Regions from separate parts of the Mus musculus genome. Here region 1 is linked to region 2. Evidence: chromatin loops called from intact Hi-C (ENCODE). Cell type or tissue: left cerebral cortex. All regions are shown on one strand. Links, peaks and the distances in the headings refer to the core of each region. The heading gives the core; the rest is flanking DNA.

Evidence for each region. A loop is a pair of places that touch in the nucleus more often than their neighbours do. Peaks named below come from ENCODE experiments on the same cell type or tissue, not always from the same donor. Only the 100,000 strongest peaks of a DNase experiment are listed, where the experiment ranks them.
Region 1: it touches region 2 in a loop (8-fold over the local background); 1 of 42 quality-filtered maps calls a loop at or near these places.

Annotation. Positions count from the first base shown.
Region 1 is chr8:47,024,386-47,041,431 of GRCm38, forward strand. Enpp6 (ectonucleotide pyrophosphatase/phosphodiesterase 6) reads left to right here. Exons shown (of 8, transcript NM_177304.4): 2 at 6,031-6,210. Among named protein-coding and RNA genes, the nearest start is that of Enpp6, 46 kb to the left of the region's middle. In left cerebral cortex, for the core only: CTCF peaks have their summits at 7,997 and 8,196; a DNase peak (open chromatin) is centred at 7,887.
Region 2 is chr8:47,240,495-47,245,494 of GRCm38, forward strand. All of the region lies in intron 1 of Stox2 (storkhead box 2), which reads right to left. Among named protein-coding and RNA genes, the nearest start is that of Gm51570, 22 kb to the left of the region's middle. In left cerebral cortex, for the core only: no CTCF peak of the experiment used is centred there; DNase peaks (open chromatin) are centred at 2,288, 2,660, 2,956, 3,382 and 2 more places; H3K4me3 peaks cover 2,484 bases; H3K27ac peaks cover 3,254 bases.

The DNA.
Region 1 (17,046 bases), core at 5,631-10,630, 210 kb before region 2:
GATAGAGATGGAGCAGAGTTTGGGGAGATCGTCCTTTCTCTCCTTTTAAAAATAAGCCCCAGTACCCTTTACTGCTGTGGCCTTCTGAAGTGGGGGGCTCTCAACAGGAAATACTGCTCTCTTAAGTTCTTCTGTTTTCTCAGAGTTCTATGATAAGCACATTTAGGAGCCAATCAGAAGCTCTGGAAGGCAGACTTGCTACTGAGAGTCAAAGTTTAGAGAGAGATTTGGAGGTGGATGCTATGTGGAGAATGGAGAAGAGAGGAATGAGCTGAAGGGCACTCTAGATCGAGGGGCCGGGAGAGAAGCCTGCAGCAGCTAACAGAAGGCTGGCCTGCTACTCAGCTGCAGGTGCTTTGCACCGCAGTATCTTTGGTTCCTTAGTCCCCTGACTAGGGAACTTTACTCCCTGACGCTCAGCCTATAAATAGCTGGGTTCATCACCACCAGTGATGTCATTACCACCAGTGACCAACTATGCCCATCTGCTGGTTAGTTGCTGTCTATCTTCTATTTTACTTGTGCATAGACAACAAAGCCTGAAGTTGTGCCACCTCCATGTCTCCCAGGTACAAAGTCATTTAACTTCTGATGCATTATTATGTTGGACATGCAGAGGCCAGCCTCAGCCCCAGCATCTGAAAGAATACATACACACATTTCTGAAAAATTCTACTTTTACTATAAAGACATCCCTTAAACTGACTAAGATGGTATGCCAATTTTTAGAGCCTATTATTCTAGATACAGTTTAGTGCTATGGTAGGAATCTGTTAGATTTGCTTACCGGGGATCTGGGATACATAGTGTGGAAGATGCAAAAGGAACCATTCAAGAGACATAATGGAGGGCAGCAGCATTGCTGGGTATGCAGAATGGCAGAGACGTTTAATCTGCTGGGGGAAAAATAGCTTTGCAGGATTTGGATCAAATGCAAATGTATTTTAAGAAGAAATAATTGACCACATGTAGGTCAACATCACATCATGGAAGAAGCTGGGATTGGGGCCTGGAAGCAGCAAGAGAGATGGCTCTGTGGTTAAGAACACTCTTCCAAGGGTCCTAAGTTCAATTCCCAGCAACCACTTGGTGGCTCACAACCATCTGTAATGGGATCCAACACCCTCATCTGGTGTGTCTGAAGAGAGCAACAGTGTACTCACATACGTAAAATAAATAAGTCTTGATGAAGAAGAAGAAAAAGGAAGAAACTCTAGGCATGAAAGCAGAGGAAACTAGTGAAGGTGAACTACGTGCTATAAATGAGTGACAGGTCCATTTTACATTGCTATAACAAAACACCCAAGGCTGTAATAGATAAAATCTGAAGGTTGGGTTTTATTTTTGTTTTTGTTAAGTGGGGGGGGGGGGGGGAGAAGTTGCCTCAGAAAAAGAAAAAAAATCCATGAGCATCCTTACAACAATCTCTTTGCGTAAGAGCTATCCCAGTTTTAAGTGACCTGACTCCCACTCTCAGAAGACATCTTTAATTTCTCTTTGAGGATTGAGCACCGTGACCTAATTGACTTCCAATGGCTCAGGTCCCTTAAAGGTTCTCCCACTTAGGGGCTCTGCACTGGGCATCTGGCTTCTAGTGTGAGCCTTCAGAAGACCAACCAACCGTATCCCGAACACAGCAAAGAGGATTGAAGTGTTTCTGAGGGAACGACACCAGCAGACACCCTAACATTTAGGGAATGTGTGTGGGGAGGTTCTGATTGCTGAACGTACAAAGGATAAAATGCGAGCTGAACTAAGCTTGGAAAGGGGATGGCAGGTCACCCAGGCTGACAGCAACAAAAGGTCTCCTGGCATTGTTTGGGCTCTGAAAAGCAGGGGATGTTCAAACCACAGTTGAGCCTTTTGCTGAGAAATAAACCTATTTGACTCTAAGTGTTTGCCATGCTTCAAGTTACAATTAGAGATCCATGACCACTTTTCTGTTTTCAATTTTCCTGAATGGTTACAACTGGCAGTAGGGGAATGTTAAATAAATAAATGAGAGACTTTTGAATGGTTATGAGACAGTGGTACTTTCCCCATAGGTGAGTAAGCTAGCTTCGTGCGGCTTCAGCTTTCAGAGTAGTTTGATGGCCACGTGCTACAATGCAGAGGGAGGACTGTGTATCTATAGATTCCATACTATCTACTACTCTACCCATTACTTAGATAAGGACTTAAGTGTGCAGAGGCCCTAAGGGACTTCCCTAAGATCACGCAAGACAGTAACAGGAAGAACTTGTTCTCACACTTGCATGTTGTGACTCCAACACCTGCCCCTTTAACCACAATGGGGAGGAGGAGGAAGAAGTGGGGAAGAGCAGAGGAGGAGGAGGAAGGGGAGGGGCAAGGGAAGAGGAAGGAGGAGGAAGAGGAAGAGGAAGAGGAAGAGGAAGAGGAAGAGGAAGAGGGAGAAATACAAAATGAACCAACATTTAATATTTGGAAATGATGAGAAACAATAAGACTTACTGAAAACTAATAAGCCTGACAAATGTCTGTTGTTGAAGAAAACTCAGTTCTGACACTTGTCGATGATGGGCAGGTGGCCTTATGCAAGGGAGAGCCATCAGTTGGTCACAGGGGGCCTCTGCAAGGGAGCATCTAGCAGGGGGGAGACAATGGGCTGGAGTACCAGCAGGGCTCCGTGGATAGCATAAACCAGAGGCGGGCAAACAAGCTCCGCAGATGTGTAAAAATAGATGCGGGTCAGGCAGGAATACGGAGACGAGCACTCGTAGGCTGTGAGGCTGATACATCGAGTTTTGTTTTGTTCTGTTCTGTTTTCTCAGCTACCATTTTCACTCTAGCAATTAAAAAAAATGTAAGTATGAGCTGCAAGAGAAAGGCTAGGTAAAGAGGATCTGCTGGGGTGAGTCAGGGCTCAGGCTGGAGTCAGGGCTCAGGCTGCTCCAAGCTCACAATGATAACCTTGCTGAGCTCGTGGGAGCAAAGGCAGCTGAGCTGGGGAGAAAGCTGGAGCAGCTGGCCAAGGAGCAGACAGACTCCTGTGCTTCCAGAAAGGTGTGTGTGTGTGTGTGTGTGTGTGTGTGTGTGTGTGTGTGTGTGTGTGTGTGTGTGTTTCTAGAACAAGGCTAACCCTGGGGACTGGCCCAGCACCTGTTGTCAGCCTTTGAAGAATATGGGCAGTCCACCCAAAGACCCATCCCCTGACGATGAGTCTGAGGTGACCCTTGGTGTTGGGTCCCACAGAAAATCTCTCCAGGCCTTACCTTTCCTCTTTCTCCTCACCTCTTCTTCCTTCGCTAACTTCCCTCCTCTCAGTCCAGACGCAGCAGCTCTCCAGAGTACAGGAAGCCTCTCATAACTTTCCAGCTAGATGGAAGAGAGCAAAGAAAGATGGAAGGGCATGGCCTCTTGGGATTCAGAGCACAGAGGATGGAGGTTGAAGGAAGAGAAGTGTCTTAATCAGGGTTCCTGTTGTTGTAATGAAGCGCCATGAGTAAGAAAGCAAGTTGGGGAGGAAAGGGTTTATTCAGCTTACACTTCCACACACTGCCAGGTCATCACCAAAGCAAGTCAGGACAGGAACTCAAGCAGGGCAGGAACCCAGAGGCAGGAGCTGATGTAGAGGCCATGGGGATGTTGCTTATTGGCTTGCTTTCATGGCTTGCTCAGCCTGCTTTTTTGTTTTGTTTTGTTTTGTTTTGTTTGTTGTTATTTGTTTGTTTTTCAAGACAGGGTTTCTCTGTGTAGCCCTGGCTGTCCTGGAACTCATTCGGTAGACCAGGCTGGCCTCGAAATCAGAAATTCACCTGCCTCTGCCTCCCAAGTGCTGGGATTAAAGGTGTTTGTCACCACTATCCGGCTAGCCTGCTTTCTTATAGATCCCAGGACCACCAGGCCAGGGCTGCACCACCCACAATGGGAATGAGTATTCCCCATCAATCAATCACTAACTGTGAAAATGCCTTACAGCTGGATCTTCTGGGGGCATTTCCTCAACTGAAGCTTTTTCTTCTCTGATGACTCTAGCTTGTGTCAAGTTGACAAAAACCAGACAGTGCAAGGGTATTGCCCTATGACACTGGGGTTTGGTGGTAGTCTTAGTACTTTAGGAATTACTTTTGATTGTTTTTGTGTGTTTCATGGCATCTTCTATAAACTATCTTTGCTGTGGTTATTATCACAGTTGCCCCATGGAAGCAGGAGCAAGCTGCCATAAGATGACAAAAGTGTCCGAAGCCATTGTTCTGAAGGAAGAAACCATAGGGGCTTTGGCTGAGGGGGCGGTGCTTCAGCTTTGCTGAACTAAAAGGGGTAATGGATTTGAATAAAGAAGAATGATGTCTCTGCTCGATGAACTAGTTAGCACATACTCTCAGTTCTCCCTAGCAACGGAGGCACTGGTGATGGTCATGATTCTGAAGAGATGCTGCAGGCTGCTCTCCTTCTAGCTTCTGTTCCCTGGAAGCTGATATCTACGCAAAGGTCCTCTGCTGGGTAAAAAAATCCACTTGAGGGCGGAGGCTGTAGTTCACATTTGACATGTATGTGTGCATGTATTTAATAAGTGTGCATTGCAATTTCTTAACCATGGTGATTCTATCATATCTGTTCTGTTTCACTTTTAAATGTTATTCGTTGACAAGCAAAAACTTTAGTGGGGATAAAACTACTCACACTGCAGCTCTGAATAAAAACTCTTTCCTTTAGTTCTTTGGGCTTTAAATTTAAAACACAGTGTGTGGAATGTCTGGCTTTCTATGATGGAAGCTCAGGCTTCCCCCTTCTGTAAATTCTGGCGTTCAGTTTTTTGTTTTTGTTTTTTTTCAAAATTGTCCTTGGTAGTTCCTCTTTGTTTTTGTTTAAGAATAGAGTTTTGGGCGTGGGAAGACTGGAAGAAACCACAGCCGCAAACAAACAGAGAAAAGCAGAGAACACTACTCCGGTCCTGCTTGCTTATGGAGCCTGCTTAAGTGTGTTTCGTCTCCGTGCCAAATGACACTTGCTCAAATTGCAGCATTTTTTTTTCCTGATGCCCTTGTCAATGTTTGTGTTATTATTTTACTCTAAAGATGAAACAGATTGCTCTAAAATAAATCACTAATCGAATGTTCCTAAGAGTCCCAGCGCTTGAGCCTTTCTTTCACTTCTGGCTTCTCTGCTGGGCCAGCGCTCTGTCCGCAGAACCAGCCCACTTTGGTACCCAGCTCCATGTGGAGTGATGTTCTCTTGCTTTGTTTTTTCAACTGGAGTCTGTTTTTGCACTATTGGGTTCCAAATGTTATAAGGTGAACAATGAAGTAATAACTTGTCTTTTCTAAGAAAGGAGAGAACCATGTAGCAGCTGGGTCCCCTGCCTTGTGGGAGGAAAATTGAAGGGACGCAGAACTGTCTCTGGGCTGAGACTTTAAAACACCTGTCACAAGAATCCACTTTTTTCCAGGCTGAGGCATGTGGAGACCTCAGGCGATGGAGAGATGGCCAAATTCTACCCGAAGTACCCTCGCTGTAATTGCAATTTGTTTTTCAGTGTGTGTGTGTGTGTGTGTGTGTGTGTGTGTGTGTGTGTGTGTGTGTTGCACACACAGAAATCAAAGGACCAGAAGTCAGAGGATAAGTTGAGAGAATCAGTTCTCTCCTTTCAGTGTTGGTTCTGGGGATCGAACTCAGATCTCCAAGCTTGGTGGCAAACTCCTTTCCCTGCTATGTCTCTCACCTGCCCCCTCGATGTAACTTAAAACACAGAAGTTGGAAAGATCTAGCTGTATGCAAAGTGATCCCATCCGCAACTTGTAGATACCTGTTTTATTTTTGAGACAGGGTGTCATTATGCCAATCTGGACGATCTGGGATCTGGTGTGTACACCTGGCTGGGCTCGCAAATGGTGGTTCTCTTTTTGTCGTCCTCTTGGCACCATCTATAAAAACGGAGTCTCTGTATAACAACAGAAAAGATCAAGTTGTGGTACTTTCTCTCCTTCCTAAACGAGCACGAGACGCTTTGGCAATCGAATTAAACGAGGGTTGTAGACAAAGACTAAGCCTGTCTCCTCATCCCCGCAGGCCGCCACTGTGAGGTCCACCAGATGATCGGCAACTACATGTGGGATCCCAGAACCAACAAGTCATTTGACATCGGGGTCAACCGAGACAGCCTGATGCCCCTGTGGTGGAACGGGTCAGAACCGCTGTGGATCACTCTGATGAAAGCCAGGAGGAAAGTCTACATGTATTACTGGCCCGGTGAGTGTGCCGACCTGCAGGCTTCGCCCCCCTCGGGCGCCCTGCTTCCAAACCTCAAACATGTGACCTTTGTCTTTCGGAGGTTGACCTCCTCTGCTTAATTGTCTCAGTTGCATTCGCTTTCCTACCAATGATATGAAAGCCACGGTGTATGTAAGCTGCCTTTCTTCTCCTTGATTCCTCTGTGACTGTGCCCTTAGGTCGGGTCTAGAACTTAGTGAATCGTGGTGCAGGGAACTGGCGCTCAAGGGCTCTGTGAGGAGACTTAGAAGGTTTTTGAATAACTGCTCAAGAGTGGTGTAGCTGGGTCATACCATAGATCTGTTGCTAGTTGATTGAGAAGCCTCCGTACTTATTTTTGTGGTGCTGGAACTAGCTTACATTCCGGCCAACAGAGCACGAGGATTCTGTTTTGTCCAGATCTGTGCAAGCATTTGTTGTTTGTTTTCTTAGGGTCGGCTACTCTGACAGGGCTAAGACAGACTCTTAGTGTAGCTTTGATTTGTATTTCTGCAGTTGTTAATGAGGCTGGAGTTTTTCAGATAGCTGCATTTTTTCTTTTATGGATTATCTGTTTATTTCATTATCCAGTCTATTAACTGGGTTTCTTGTTTTTTGTTTTGTTTTGTTTTGTTTTGTTTTGTTTTTAGTTCAGTGTATAGTCTGGATAATAACCATCTCCCAAATGCATAAATGACAAAGATATTATATGGGCACATTTTAAAAATTCCTTTCTTGAGCTCTATAGCGTCATCGGGTAAAACGTCACTTCCTGGTTCTCTTGTTCCAGTGTCTCGTGCTTGATTTTCACGTGCAACGTTTTCAATACGTAAGGGAGCTCACTTTTAGTCTGCTCACTGATTTATCACAGAGGAATTGCATATACTGTTTCTATATACTTTTTTCAAAATAACATTTTTATTTATTCTTTGAAAATTTTATCCAATATATTTGCATTTCTCTACCTTTGCATCAAAAATGAAAAAAAAAATCAAAGTACGACTGCTTGGTAATGAATTATGTAACACCTCTTCTAGCTGGCACCTTTTATACATCCAGACAATTGGGAAGCAAAACTGTTTTACTGTAATGAAGCAAGTAGTGCTACAACCTGCCATGTCCATTGTAAAACGTCAGTGGCTACTGTCATTCCATCCACTGAAGAGCTTTCATGAGGAATGAGGAGATTCAGGGTCAGCCAAAGGCATTCACAGCCAAACCGGAAGACCTGGGCTCAACCTCCAGAACCCACATGTTGGAAGAACAGACTCAAGCAAGTCTTCTTCACACACACACACACACACACACACACACACACACACACACACACACACACACAGACACAGACAGACAGACAGACAGACAGACAGACAGACACACACACACAAAGTATGAAGGAATTCAACACTGACCAAACAATGACTTTGCTACAGTGGATTCATTCTTTAGCAGGTGAGGTAGCAATATGATACATGGCTATAGTGCTTTCTCCCAACAATATAAAACTTAGATTCTTGTCATTACGGAGCCAGCTACTGGTAAAAGTCTACAAGAGATGAACAACGATCAGGTGGGAGGTAGGCAGAAGCAGCAGAGATCTCGCTGGCCTGGGTTGTGGAGAGCTGGGGGGCGGGGGCAGAAACAGATGAGAGAATTGTGAAAGCAGAGTGGATTGTGGGAGAGGGCCACTGACAGGCGTGGGGGAGAAGGGAGAGGAGAATGAGTCATCAGAAGCTGAGTCACAGATGGCCTGTGTTGAGGGTGTGGGCATTCCACAGGAGCTCGGAGGATGCTATCTGGAGGTGGCAACACATGGAGAGATGCTCAGGGTCCACAAGGGCGTGCCAGATATCAAAGGAGCACTGGACACAGAGTATGGAGGCTGCAAAGGGCAGCCCCATGCTCATGAAGGCCAGCACACACTGTGTTAAATCCACACTGTGCAGAGCTAACAGGCTTATTCTGCCGACAGAGATAATTCAGAGTGACACCATGGACTGTTCATACCCATCAGTCACCTAAACTAACTTGAGATGCTTCAGATCAGGGAAGGGGAATCAGTCACATCTGACGTCCCTGTGGCCAAGTATATCTGACAGAAATTAAGAGAAGGGTTTATTTTGCTCCTGGTTTCAAATGTTGAAGTCCACAGCCACTTGGTACCATGAACTTGAGTAGAAAATTATAATTTGTGGAGCTGGTGGCAGAGAACAGCCATTCACATCTCAGTGGACCAAAGACCACTGAAATCAGAGATGAGGCTACAACTGTCAAAGGCCCACCCTGAGTCCTAGTAACCTACACAGCATCACCATAGCATCACCATAGCATCACCCAATAGTGCCATGAGAGAAAGCATTCAAAGTGTGAATCTATGGGGAAACATTTGTGGCTCCCAGAACATAACAGTTTAAAGAGATTCCTTTATCTAAAATAGAATACCCAACTATGGCCATGAAGTTGGTTGCTAGACAAAAGAAATGTAGGTCAATTCAGGAGACTTATCTAAAGGGTCAAGTTCAGAGTTAAGCCTGTTTTGGTGAGGTCTAAAACCGAGAGTTTGCTGCATATTAAGGTTGGTTTTAGAAGCATCATTGTCAGTGAACACAAGAGATTGCATGCATAGACACAGAAGAAAGAATATGACATTTCTTGGTCATTGCCCTAAGGACCACCAAGGTGAATATTGCCACAATACCATGGTAGCTACCTTCTGTAATATCTGACTGGCTTCATTGTCTTTATTGTGAAACCTTAAATCTTAATGTTTTAAAAGGCACCAACCACACAATTGCTACCCTCTAACATGTCTAGTCCTTGCTTGCATACCACTCTGTCAGTGGTATAGCCGTAGAAGCCAGTGGTATGGCAAGGTGGGAGGAAATCCAGAGAGAGGCAGTGGTCATACGCCAAAGTTCTTATTGCTTATTACAGAGTGTTGTTTTTCCTTTCATCATCAAGAATCTTAATTTATGTATCACTGAATATGTGATGGATCTCGAAATTAGTTCCCTTGTACTGTATCTCATTAAGCCCTTACAGCTCCTTCCAGAAGGGCCCATCAGTTCTTTTGAGTCATAGTTCAGCAGTTCCTATGACATGGTAAAACTGCCTGAGTTAACAATGAGAAAGAAAGAGGCTAAAAAGAGATTTCCTCCCTGTACCATCATAGAGATTGACCCACGATCTGAATGGAAGTCTTCACAGGAATTAAATGAGAAACTCCTTGTTTCCTAGACACTGTCTAGTCCTTCAAAACTGAACACCCAACTGAAGTCTTTCTGAGGGCAGGCTGCCCAGCCCAGGTTGCGGTACCCCAGTGACCTAATTTCTGCCAGTGAAGACCCAAGGGAGTCCTAGTCACTGTTGTTCATTCTCTCCCCTCCTTGCTATACTCCAGCCTTGGACAATGAACTACCAAGCGTTCATTTGTCTCTACAAGATTAAGCCAAGTGTCATGCATGTCTGCTAAACACGCCTGGATTTTATTTCTCTTCCTTCATCTTCTGTTTCCTTTTCCACTCCCCGTGGGACATTGTACAGACTTCTCTGTGAGGCCTGGACAATCTTCATGGCTCCAGTGAGCTGTGTTATGACACTTTGAGTCTCTCCATTAAGTCAATATTTAGAAGTGCAACTTAGAGATGGCAGTAGTTCAAGTCTTCCTGTCAGGTAGAGAGAGCCCTGGTGTGACAAATTGAGCAGGGAGGAAGAGTCCGCCCTCCCTCAGCCCAGATCTTCACACAGTTAAGGCTTGTCAACAGAACCTACAAAGCCCTCCCTGCCCACCGCTCCTGTGTGGTTGCACAGAGGAAACCATGCTAAAGAAATGGTTCAAGGCTGAAATAAGTCAGAAGTAGTGTACCTGGGACCCACCGCTGCTCCACAAAGGTTAAGAGCTAGCTAGTTACATATTGATCTCGAACTTTTTGATGTCAAGGAAATTTTACTTTGGAGGACAAAAACGCATCTTCTACTGATATTGAAGAGCAACTCAGAGCTGGGTGGATATCCCGAGGATGAAGAGGAGTAATTGGGGGTGGCTATTGAGAATTTCTGTGGAAAGGTCATCTGAGCGCCTCACATCAGCAGACTCACCTACACAGTGGCAGCAGATTTTAAGTTCATTCTTTAGTTGCCCTTTAAGGGTTGACATTCCAGTCCTATGTCTTTCATTATGGATTTTGCTGTGTTAATTCTCTACAGCCTGGCACCAAGAGGACTTGGACACAACCACCCATTTGCCCCAGGATGATGTTGGGTGTGCCTTGGCTCACTGGCATTGCATCTTCCTGTTCTGTGTAGGTGTTCAGACCAATAAGCTACTTTTTATTCAGAAGAACACACATAGATACTTGCCAGTTCTCCCTCCATTTCTAGACAAGGGCTGTATGTGGCTATCATAGCTCCACCATTGCCTCTATGCACATGACACCAAACCTCTGGATGAAACCACAATTCTTTTCCAGCCAGATATTTGACAATGCAAATAAAACAATCTGGAGAGTCACTATATTTCCTAACACTGTCATCAGTTTGGCATTAGTCTTTGAGATGTATATAATTTTAGAACTGGAAGAGGCCTTGGTACATAGTTTGTTGGCTCCAACACTTGTTAACCACAAGCTTCATTTGGAAAGTGGCCAAAACTACAATTTTGAGAATTGAAGGCATAAATATGTGTCAAAGAGCTTGTTTAATATGTGCCAGGCTCTAGGTTTAATCTCTATAACCTCAAAAAAGTAATAAAAGAAGGAAGGAGGGAAAGAATGGTCCAATTCAATGGGCCACCAGTGTCATTTTTCTCTAGACTTTTGAGTGCAGAATTGTGCCCCCCTCCCCACATGCCCCTCCCATTTTCTCTACCCCAATTCCAACACTTCCCTGGAATTACTGAGAAACTACGGGGAGGAGGTGTTGTTGTCGCTGCTGTTTTGTTTTATTTCCAATACAGCAAAAATAGGAGAGTTGGCAGTAGGTAAAGTGCCTGCCACGCAAGAATGAATGACCTGAGTTTAGATTCCCCAACACCCACATAACAAAGCAACTGTGGCCATGGATGCCTGTATTACCAGGGCTGGGAAAGCAGAGACAGACAGGTCCCTGGGGCTTGCTGGTCAGTCTAGCCTAATAGGTAATCTCCAGGATCAATAAGAGATGCTGTTTCAAAACTAAAGTGGAACGCAACTGAAGAAGAAACCTAGTGGCGACCTCTGGCCTACGTGTACGTGCATACTCTCACACAACATACACACACTAAGTAGGGAATAGGAAGGGGTCCTTACAGGGCCATGGGGATAATACCCACTGTCTACCCTAGATGTTCCTAGGAGTGACTCAGAACACCTGAGACACCTTCAGACATGGGGGTAGGGACAGTTTGTAAGGTCTCAAAGGACACAGACTGGATTGGGAGGGATGAGAAGGAATCTCTCAGCAGGGGCCAGAGATCCAGCATCCCAGATGAAGACAAGGGTTTTGCTGGCATTTTATACCCTAAGTAAGTCCAGTAAGCTCTCATTCAAAGTCCTTGTTAGGGAAGGAAGCCTTGCTCAGGAACACCACACACTGCAGGAAGTCCTGATGGCTTCCTTGATGAGAGGTGCCACATCCTGAGTTAGAAGTGCTTGAAGCACTTGCTTCAGACATGAAGGTGTCACTGCTGGTTATCCCAAGGGGCCTCTCGTAGTGGTCACTCTGTCTTCATCTTGTCCCCCTTGGGAGGAGGATATTCATGACCCAGGTCTGGTGGATTTTATTCCCCTGATCTAAAAGCTCATTCTGACTTTGGCCTATTGAGCAGAGCCTTGGCCTTGCAGAAAGCCTATTCCTTCTCATCTGGGCTTCCCGTTAACCACATTTTGGTCCCACTAGATCTCTTCCCGAGCTTCTGGACTCAAGGGTAACAGGTGAGCTGCTTCTCATCGGGTTTGCTTCTCCGGCTTGTCTCACCTTGTACACAAGCCCAGCCTTCCATGACATAGCCTACTCCCTCCCTCCTGACATCCGGAGAAAGCTTTCTGGGACCAGGCCAACCCTGGGGAAAGGGTATCTGAGATCAAAGGCTATGCTTCCCTCCAAAAACTTGTTCCCACAAGCTCCCGTACCTCAGATGTGTTTTCCTGGAAAAGGTTGCGTGTTTCTGTGAGAGTTAATTGGCTTAGCTACTTTAATAAGGCCTCTTGAGACGTGTATTCAACAGTTGCACACCTGTCTCACATCACATAAAATGCAGCTCACAGGAGTTATTGTTACAAGACGTGTCAAAGTTGGCAAGCAGGAACTCCACTTGGAAGGCGAGACCTTTGCTCTAGGAAACCGGGAGAAATGTGATGTTTATGGGCTCAGCTTGGTGGTCCTCAGAGAGAGTTGCTAGGAGGCAAAGCACGTTGAAGATATGCACAATTAAAAAGTATCAGAAATAGGAGATCAGAACCAGCCCACAGAGAGACTTTGGGACATTCACTTCTATCTAAGGGTTGTGTTTTCAAATCTATGAAAGAACAGGGTTTGACGTATTGCTTTGAAATTGTTCAATCCATAAGGATGCCACATCTACACGCATGTATCACCCACACTGTAGACATTCTGGATTTTCATATTTGTTTTGATAGTTTATTTTGGCCAACAAGGCCTTGTTGTGAAAAGTTATAAGTATATTAAAATAATCTGGTAGATGAAGAATGAGAAAAACTACCTTAAAATATTTAGCACAAAGGTGCACAAACGTAGTGGTGGTCCCTGGTGATTGCTCTTTGTACCTTGACTTGCTTATTATAACACTTAGTAGGTCATCAGAAATAGCAAGGACCAGAGTAAGTCCTGATGAGTGTACCTTAATTAAGGACAATTCTCTTCTAAGTTCACCAGCAATGATGAATGAGGATGGAATGAAAAGAGAAAGCTTGTTCTCAAGGTTGTCATGGAAACAAAGTATAACTTCCAGACCATGTCTTGGTCATGGCTGTCCATGCAGACCCCTGGGGCAACAGTCCAACACTTCATCCTTCCCTCGGTCATGCTTGGGTGACCTGTAGTGACCTCAGTGGACTAAATTTCCTGTTCTCTGCACAACCGTGAAACAGGTCTGGAGGTAGCAGCCTGGAAGTTGAGAAATACTCGCCCACATTCACGGATCGCAGAACTAGCCTGTGGCAGATCCAGAAGACAGTCCACAGACTCCTGATTAGAGAGCTGTCCACACTACACCCCCAGTCTGCTGATTCCTATCAAAGACCAAAGAAAAATGAAACAAAGCACCCACACAAACCCACCTAGGAATAATTAACTCTGCTCTCGCTGAAACTACCCATTCGGTTTATACCACGCTCCATTGTGCCGCCATTGTCTTTTGTTGCTGACTTTCTTTTTCAGTCATTTACTCATTCTTGGCTTTTAGCATCTCAGATAAGGCACAGTTTTTTCCTTTTGAGAGATCACCCAGGAAAGACCACACTGGACTGACAGAGAAGGAGGATAGACTTGCCCCAGGCTTGGTCTAGACTGTTACTTATCCAGTCCATGGTCTGGGGTGTGTGGAAGTATATAGCTTCCATCTCAAATGATGGCACCTTCAGAACATGCATTCAGAGCATCTCCCAACGGAGAAAGGACTTCTTGTTCCATTGTCGGAATCTCTGACTCGGAATGAACACTGAGTCACAATGCATGCTGGGATGGTTCTTTCTCTTTCTGCTTTGCTTACAGAACTTGGGTTATGATTGACACCAAGTTATAACCCATTTCTCATCACTGGCTCCCAACACCACTTCATGGTCTGTCATTCTCTGGACATTGCACTTTTGTAGGACAGAGCTACTGTGACCTCCTTTCCTAGTTTGAATGTCTTCAAACTGGGTTCCCAAGCCTCTCCAAGAACAAGAATAGTTTTAATAGAATATTTTATGGAACCCCCAATTATGTAATGTTTTATATAACCTAGAATATTTGGTATTAAAATTGCTCTGACTGAAATATACCCTTTTCTCACTTCACATAAGAAACAATACCTCTCCCCCAGAATCTCACTGAGGCACGTTGTGCTATCCTGATGATTCATAAAGACAGACAGCACCAGTCAGACACACAGCTCAAATACTTGTGCATTTGGAAAGTAAGTGAAAAAAAAATAAACAGCTGCTAGTGCTGGCTTTTAAAGTTATTTAAGAAAAACTTAATTGAATTGCCATCTGAAATATTGTTTTAAAATTTATGCTAGATCACATTTTGGCATTAGAAGAATTAAATTACAGGAGTACAAACTACTTCTATTTTCATCTACTTGTTTATATGAACAGCTTTCTTAGCACTAACACTAACAAAGAAAAGCAGAACTGATTCTGAACTTATATCATTCTAGTGATTAATCATTTCCATCCATGGATATAAGTTAACTTTTAAAAGCTTTTTTGTTCCTTGGACTCAGAAATGCCTGTATGATAAAATGTCTTTTTGTTATTGCTTTAAAATGGTTAGAATTTGCAGTTCTACTTGATACAAAGGTAGGCTAAGTCGTTTTCAAAACTACTGGACAGTTGACACGTCTGTGCTTGTGTAATAGATTGGGCATACACTGAGACCTTTGACAGAGAGGTGTATCTGACAATCATGTGCATGTCTACAACAGTCAAATGCTGATCTCAAAAGCAGCAGTTGGGAGGCAATGGAACTTCAGTTTTGAAAAGATCATAAGATAAAAGAAGGCATAGACATTGGAATTCAGTGTCTACTAATGGAGGCCCAGTAATCATTCCATTATTTCAATGAGGACAATAAAGAACGTCATCTGAGGAATAAAGATTAGTGGTAAGGACCAGTATCAGCTTGGAGAGGGGTTCCTGAGAGAAGGAGAGTTTGAGATCAGAAAAAAAGTCAAATCATGGGGTGAAAACTGACAGCCTGAGTTCTGCTCGAGACAGCTTTCTAGACAACCCTCTGCTTGAGACAGCTCTCTCTTGAAAACTATTCTAAAAAACTCTCTGGATAGTTCATATCATGCAGCCCAAAAGTCCAGTCTTTTATTTACATGTCAATTCAACCATTTACTCCAGGTTTCCTTTTGATTACCTCACGAATCAGCATTTCATGACCCTGACCCTTGATTCTTAGAAAGAGACAGCAAGTACATTTGTTTTTTAAGTGTTGCAAATGAATTTAGAGATCTGCCTGCCTTAGTAAGCACAGACAATAAACTAGCTGGGTGGGATCCTATCCTGAGATTACCATTTCCACCATACCTGGGCTCAAACTAGCTCTGTTCCAGGCTGACCTTGAACCCCAGAATCTGGCTGTCTTTGAATCTTTATGACATACTGATTCATAGTAGAGCTGCCTCTATTCTTTTAGGTTCATGAAGCACCTCATACGATTCATACTGCATTCTTATAATTTGCACAGTTGAAAAATTATGTATTTTTGAATTCAGAGTTCCTCCCACATCCTTAAGGGCTGTCCTGGAGGTCTCGGCATTTACCGCTTTGCTAAGGACATAGACACACCGTCACATCCTGGACTTGTGCTGTCTCTGACTATCATGTAGTCATTAATCTTGGCAGGGAGAAAACTCCCCAATAACTTTGGCAGAGAGGATATTTCCTGAAGAAGTATCATGACATGTGTGTGTGTGTGTGTGTGTGTGTGTGTGTGTGTGTGTGTGTGTATACACTATATTTATATAATATATACACTTACATATGCTTCATGCCCATCGACCAGCCATACTCCTGAAAGCACATAGTCTGTTGGCTCTATTCTAGGAGTGGGAACCATATCACACCATCCCTTCCTGGCCATGCAGGGTTTGGCAAATTAGGTAGTATAGTGGGTGGCATCTGTAACCATGTGTTTTCCCTCCCAGCCCCAAGTTCCAGGAATAACAACTCTGAGGCTTAGATATTTTGAAACGTGTGGATACTTCATTCCTCCTTAGAATAGGGAACAAAATACCCATGAAAGGAGTTACAGAGACAAAGTTTGGAGCTAAGACGAAAGGATGGACTATCCAGAGACTACCCCACCCGGGGATCCATCCCATAATCAGCCACCAAACCCAGACACTATTGCATATGCCAACAAGATTTTGCTGAAAGGACCCTGATATAATTGTCTCGTATGAGGTTATGCCACTGCCTGGCAAATACAGAGTTAGATGCTCACAGTCATCTATAGGATGGAACACAGGGCCCCCAATGGAGGAGCTAGAGAAAGTATCCAAGGAGCTGAAGGGGTCTGCAGCCGCATAGATGGGACAACAATATGAACTAACCAGTACCCCCAGAGCTCGTGTCTCTAGCTGCATATGTAGCAGAAGATGGCTTAGTCGGCCATCATTGGGAAGAGAGACCCCTAGGTCTTGCAAACTTTATATGCCCCAGTACAGGGGAATACCAGGGCCAAGAAGTAGGAGTGGGTGGGTAGGGGAACAGGGTGGCAGGAGGGTATAGGGGACTTTCAGGATAGCATTTGAAATGTAAATAAAGAAAATATCTAGTAAAATAAAAAAAATAAAATAAAATGCACATGAAGAGAAAAAAAAAAGTCCCCCAGATTGAGTCCTCCACTCTGTTTCCCAAAACTTACCCCTCTCTCTCTCTGCCGGATGTCTTACCTTCTAATCCTGCCTCAGCTCATTGGCTGAAGGGTTTTTTTTTTCTTTGACAGATAAATGCTTTTACACCATGTACAAGAGATTATCTCTACAAGGTGGCAATAGACAAAAAGAAAAGGTTTCATGAACACAACGTTGAGTTTTGAATAACCTTTCTCCTTCATTACACTACACCTGGGGGTGGTCTAAGAGGCTTCCATAAGTAATAATGCATGTTTCCCAGAAGAACA
Region 2 (5,000 bases), core at 1-5,000:
ACGCGGTCTACGATTCATCTCTGGGCATCGGGCTTCGCATCAATCACAAGTCACTCATTGTGGAACCTGTCACAAGACATAATGGCTCACACCAGTTGCAACTTGCAGGAACTCCTCCTGAAGAGGGTTTTCAAAATAGTTAAGAACCTTGCAAAATGCAATAGAAGCAACACAATCTTTCTTAGCCTTTTATTTCACCGTCTTTCCTGTATTAATTTTGCATATCTTAAAAGTGCCGGGTGGGCTGTATAATGAAGATTGTTTTGCAAAGGCAAATGAGACCCACCAGTCATTCAAATATCAAATATTTGAATTTTGTCAGTTGACTAAGGAAAATCAGTCAGCCTGTAGTACAAAATGGGGCACACCTGCCTATGATGGTAAATACATTTTACTTCTCAAGCTTAAAGCAAAGGAGACGATGGAGCCTACACAGGGGGTGGAGGTTAGGAGAGATCCTGCTTTTACTCACTGGAGTGTGCATTACATAGGATCCAATCTTACGTAAACTAAATTATTAATGAACCTCAAAAGTGTTTAAATTAGCAAAGCATGTCTGAGATTTGGAGCTGCAAAGGTCCTCTCCCCAGGGAAAGGCAGGCTACGGAACATTAAGGTGTTTATAATGAGGAAGTGCCAGTCTTGCCAACAGGTGGATATTTTTCCCCCTCTCTGGGTCCCTGCATTCTGCTTTGTTTTAGACAAAGGACTCCAAGCCTGTGTAGCTCAAGGGCCCTTGCACTCCTTGTCTAAGAACCTGCAGTCTGGTTCCGGTATCTGCACCACTAGAGAGAATCAACCCATTGGAAAAAGTCACATCACAAGATGGTACTCTTGCTACAATGTTTCCAATTAATTATTTAAAAAGCCAGTTACAACGTTCCCTCTACTTCTCTTTAGGAAGGTCTATTATTCTCAAAGACATATAAACAGAGTGAAAGTCAACCAGGCTTTCAAGTCTTTAAATGCATAGAGGGGTCAGTTTGATGCACGGCAGAACCTTCTACCCACTGCTTAACAGCTTTGAATTTCCTGAGGTGATGGTCCCGCTGGATCAACTAGGTTCTGAGACACGTCTGTGGCCTGACCTCAGATAAAGCTGGGCAACTGGCAGAGTTCACCATGCTCTGCAGGGGCAGAAATAGGCATTCCTTGTTGCTGAGGTGGTTTCATTCTGCTTATTCATTTAAAGACTTAGGCCTTTTCTAGGAACAGTTTGCAAGGTGAATACAACAAGAAGCCAATACAGCAGCAGCTGGGTCCAAATGCTGGCTCACACACGTCTCTCTGGAGCTGGGGTGAATCCAATCATCCAGTGCAGTTCCCCCCACTAGTTAGGGACACCACCGATGTAGACGCTGCCCCGACCGTCATAGGGCACCAGTTTACTACCCACAAATCTGACAAAACGTTCCCAGACTACCTGAACAGATCCTGGAGAGGATCTGAGTCACGGTGCCACAGAGAACCAGGGTCGGGGCTTAGGGGTTTGTCTCTGTCACCAGCACCCTCCGTGCTTCACAAACCACCCATCCACAGCCCTCCCTCTCTGCTGTCTGTAAACTCGGCTTCCTTTTTAGATTCGAGTTTGAACGGTCAATGCATTTATTCAGTAGATCATTCTGAAGCAGCCACGTATTCTGTTCGATAAATGGGGGGAAAAAAAACCCTGTAGGATCATTATCAGGATATAAACTGGCCAATCTCAAGGAATCAAAAACGAGCAAAACTGGCACTTTCTGCAACCCCCTCATGGCTATCATAAACACGAATCATACAAAAGACTCTAAAAAGTAATCAATGCCAAAATCGTCTCCAGATAGGAACAAGTTTGCTTACCCAACACAAATGCACTTTAAAATATCATTTATCCACCAAGAGAGATTGTCACTGATGCCAGAGATCAAATGCATGTTGACTCTATGCAGGATGAATAACATGGAGGGTTATCTCTTTTTTTTTTTTTTTTTTTTTTTTTTTTTTTGGACTACGCTTGAGATTCTATATGCCACGTCTGCACGTGTTATCTGTAATACAACGCAAGCCCATATAAGAGAACAAATGAAGGCAGCTGTAAAACTTCCTTACGGGTTACAGTCAGTAATTAAGGCAAAGAGAAAGGAGAGCGCTCTAAACTGCAGTCTTTCGGAGCCAGGAGCTCCTAATCCCCAAAGATTCCGAAGCATTACCTCATTGCAGCCTTGAGACAAGCTGAGCATTCACTCTGGGTCTTACCCAGCATCCACCGGTTCACACAAAGACAACAGAGGCGTGACCAATCACATTGTGGCTAGCAGGCACTGTTGCAAAGCCCTCTCCCAATATTACCCATTGACATGCTCGCTGGCAGCCCTGCTGAACTTGTTGTCATGGCAACACATCCCAGCTGCTCACCGAGGCTTGTTCTATTACTTTTTTTTTTCTTTTCACCGCTCACTTAGCTAATTAAAATTTTAGAACTATGTTTTGCATGTTGGACGCAAATTAAAACAATGCAGGGTCCTTCTCTTTTCTCCCTCCCCGTCCCCCCCACCCCATTTTTTTCTTCAATGAAGCTTTAAAAAATGCTGGGAAAAGCTAACTGAAGGACACTCCCATGAAGTCCCAATATAACCAATCAATGGAGAGACTGCATGTAGCTGTAGCCAGATGGAATTTGTCGCTAAACCTAATCTGCAGCAAAGCAAAACCAAACCATGAACGTCGCTAACAACACTCTTCCTGTTTTGAAATCTGTAAGCCAATTTGGCATAGATTACGTATGTTGCAATATTTGCATTGTTCTTGGTCAAAATGTTCTCTTAAATGTTGTTGTTTTAACATGATTCTGACTTAAAACAGCTTTACCCAGAATTCCACGATGCAAGCAGAGTGAGTGAGTAAATAAATAAATAAATAAATAAACAAACACAGAGAGGATTGGGGGGTGGAGGGGGCACTGCCAATATGGCAAGTGCTTAGAGAAGTTCTGGCAAAAATCGCCAGGCTGGCAACCTACTGCATGGGTTCCATTTGCCCACCAGTCTCTACCAAGGTGGCAGCCCCACCGCTGAGAACCCATGGAAAGAAATGCCAGCTTTTGTTTACCAAAGCAAAGAGAAATAAATCCAACATTCCCAACTGCTTCAAGGATGATGGCTCCTCCCTTCATCGTCTTTTCTGAAAATTCCCTCTGCGTCCTGAGCCAAACCTTTGTCACTGGGGAGGATACCAAAGGCATCTTTGAAGGTAAACATCTTAAATTTGAAGGTATCTGAGCCTGCCACCGACACAATTAGCTCTGAGCAAGCTGAACGGGCAGAGACAGCAAACATCGAAGTTCAGAAGGTGCAAGTGCTATTGCGAAGGAGGCCAGTCTGCACTGATTTGAATCAAATGAGAAAAGGGGGAGAGCAACAACAGCCTGGGAACACCGACTTGGATTCTGTTTCCTCCGTGGTTGTGCTATTCATTTTTATCAGTGTGAAATAATCCGCAATGGGCAGATTTGTAGCCCCCGAGTAACCGAGGAGGAGGTAGGGGAGAGCAGGACCCGCCCGGGGAACACGGACTGGGAAAACCCTCTGTAGTCTTGCCTGCATCCCTGAAGGTCTACTTCCGAGTACCAAAGAAAGAAGCCCTGCCCACTTAGATAGTCAAGAATGGTCAAGGACACTGTACAAGGACCTACTTTGTCCTCTGCGAGGAGTAAGGAAGGAACACAGGATGGGAGATCGAGGTAGAGATGACAGCTGGAGCCATCTTAGCTAGCAAAGGTGAAGGCTGTTTTCTTCCTTCCAGGCTTCGAGGACCGTGGCGCTAACAGAAGGCGCACGTAGGATGGATTTCTCAGTTAACCACGGTAGAGTGCAAACAGAACCTCCCAACTCCCACCCAGATGACAGTACGAGGGATTTTAAAGGGAGACGAAAACAAAAGAGAAGATGATAGCAGATGAAGCCATCAGAAAACTCTGGAAAATTGGGGGGGAGCAGATGGGTGAGAAGAGACTAGAACTTTTAAATATTACAAGTGGAGTCACCGACCATGGGCGGCGGTGTGGGCGTGGCGCTTCTGAGAGAACTCTGTGTGTACAGTGAAGCCGAGAAAGCTAGTAAACACCTTGTGGGAGAGGAATATAGATTGGGGAGGAGAGGCTATAGAGTCCAGATTTATCCCTAAATTCTAGGAACATTTGTGTCTATGTTCACGTATGTTACCAGTTCTGTCTGCTGAAAACCCTCAAGAAAAAGGGTCTTCAATAGTCTCTACTATAAGAAACCAGGCGTTCTCTGAGAAATGACTGATTCTCACATATAGGTAGGAAGGACAGAAAGAGTGTAAGTGAACCTGGTACTTTCTGTACCAAAACCGAATGCAAGGGAAAACACACACACACAGAGAAAATATGTCAGGACCAACTTAAGAGGGTTTCTATGGCTGTGAAGATACTAAACATAAACAGGACTCCCTCAAAAGACTCGGCATCCTGAAATAAAAAGAACCCGTAACTCCACTGTGGTGTAAAGATAAACAAGACATCATGGGCTATGCCGAAATGGACAGCCCTTTAAAAAAATAAAATAAACCAACAGCAATTCCCAACTTTAGATGACACTATGCAATTAAAGCATCCCACTGGAGAGCCAGCATTGTAGTGAGAGCGACCTAGGCAGGAATAACCAATGGATACATAGTCAAAGCATAAGGGGAAAGATGGTCAGAGAACAAGCCATTTTACAGCCTCAAGACATCCACAGATTTCCATTGTATACAAAGGGGAAAGGAATGGCAAAAGCAAGCCAGCAGCAGCGTCATCAAATGATCACACTTAGTTACTGCCAGGGAAACAAAGAGCCTCCTCAGCCTTGCCCAGCTATGCACCAAAACTACGTAATGCAGTCTTTGTGGTATTCTTATTTTAAAAGTGTTTATTCTAAGCCTAGTCATGAAATAACCACATGTCTTCAAACTGAGGGGGTATTCTATGAAATGATGAATATGTTATGTCCTAAAGGTCA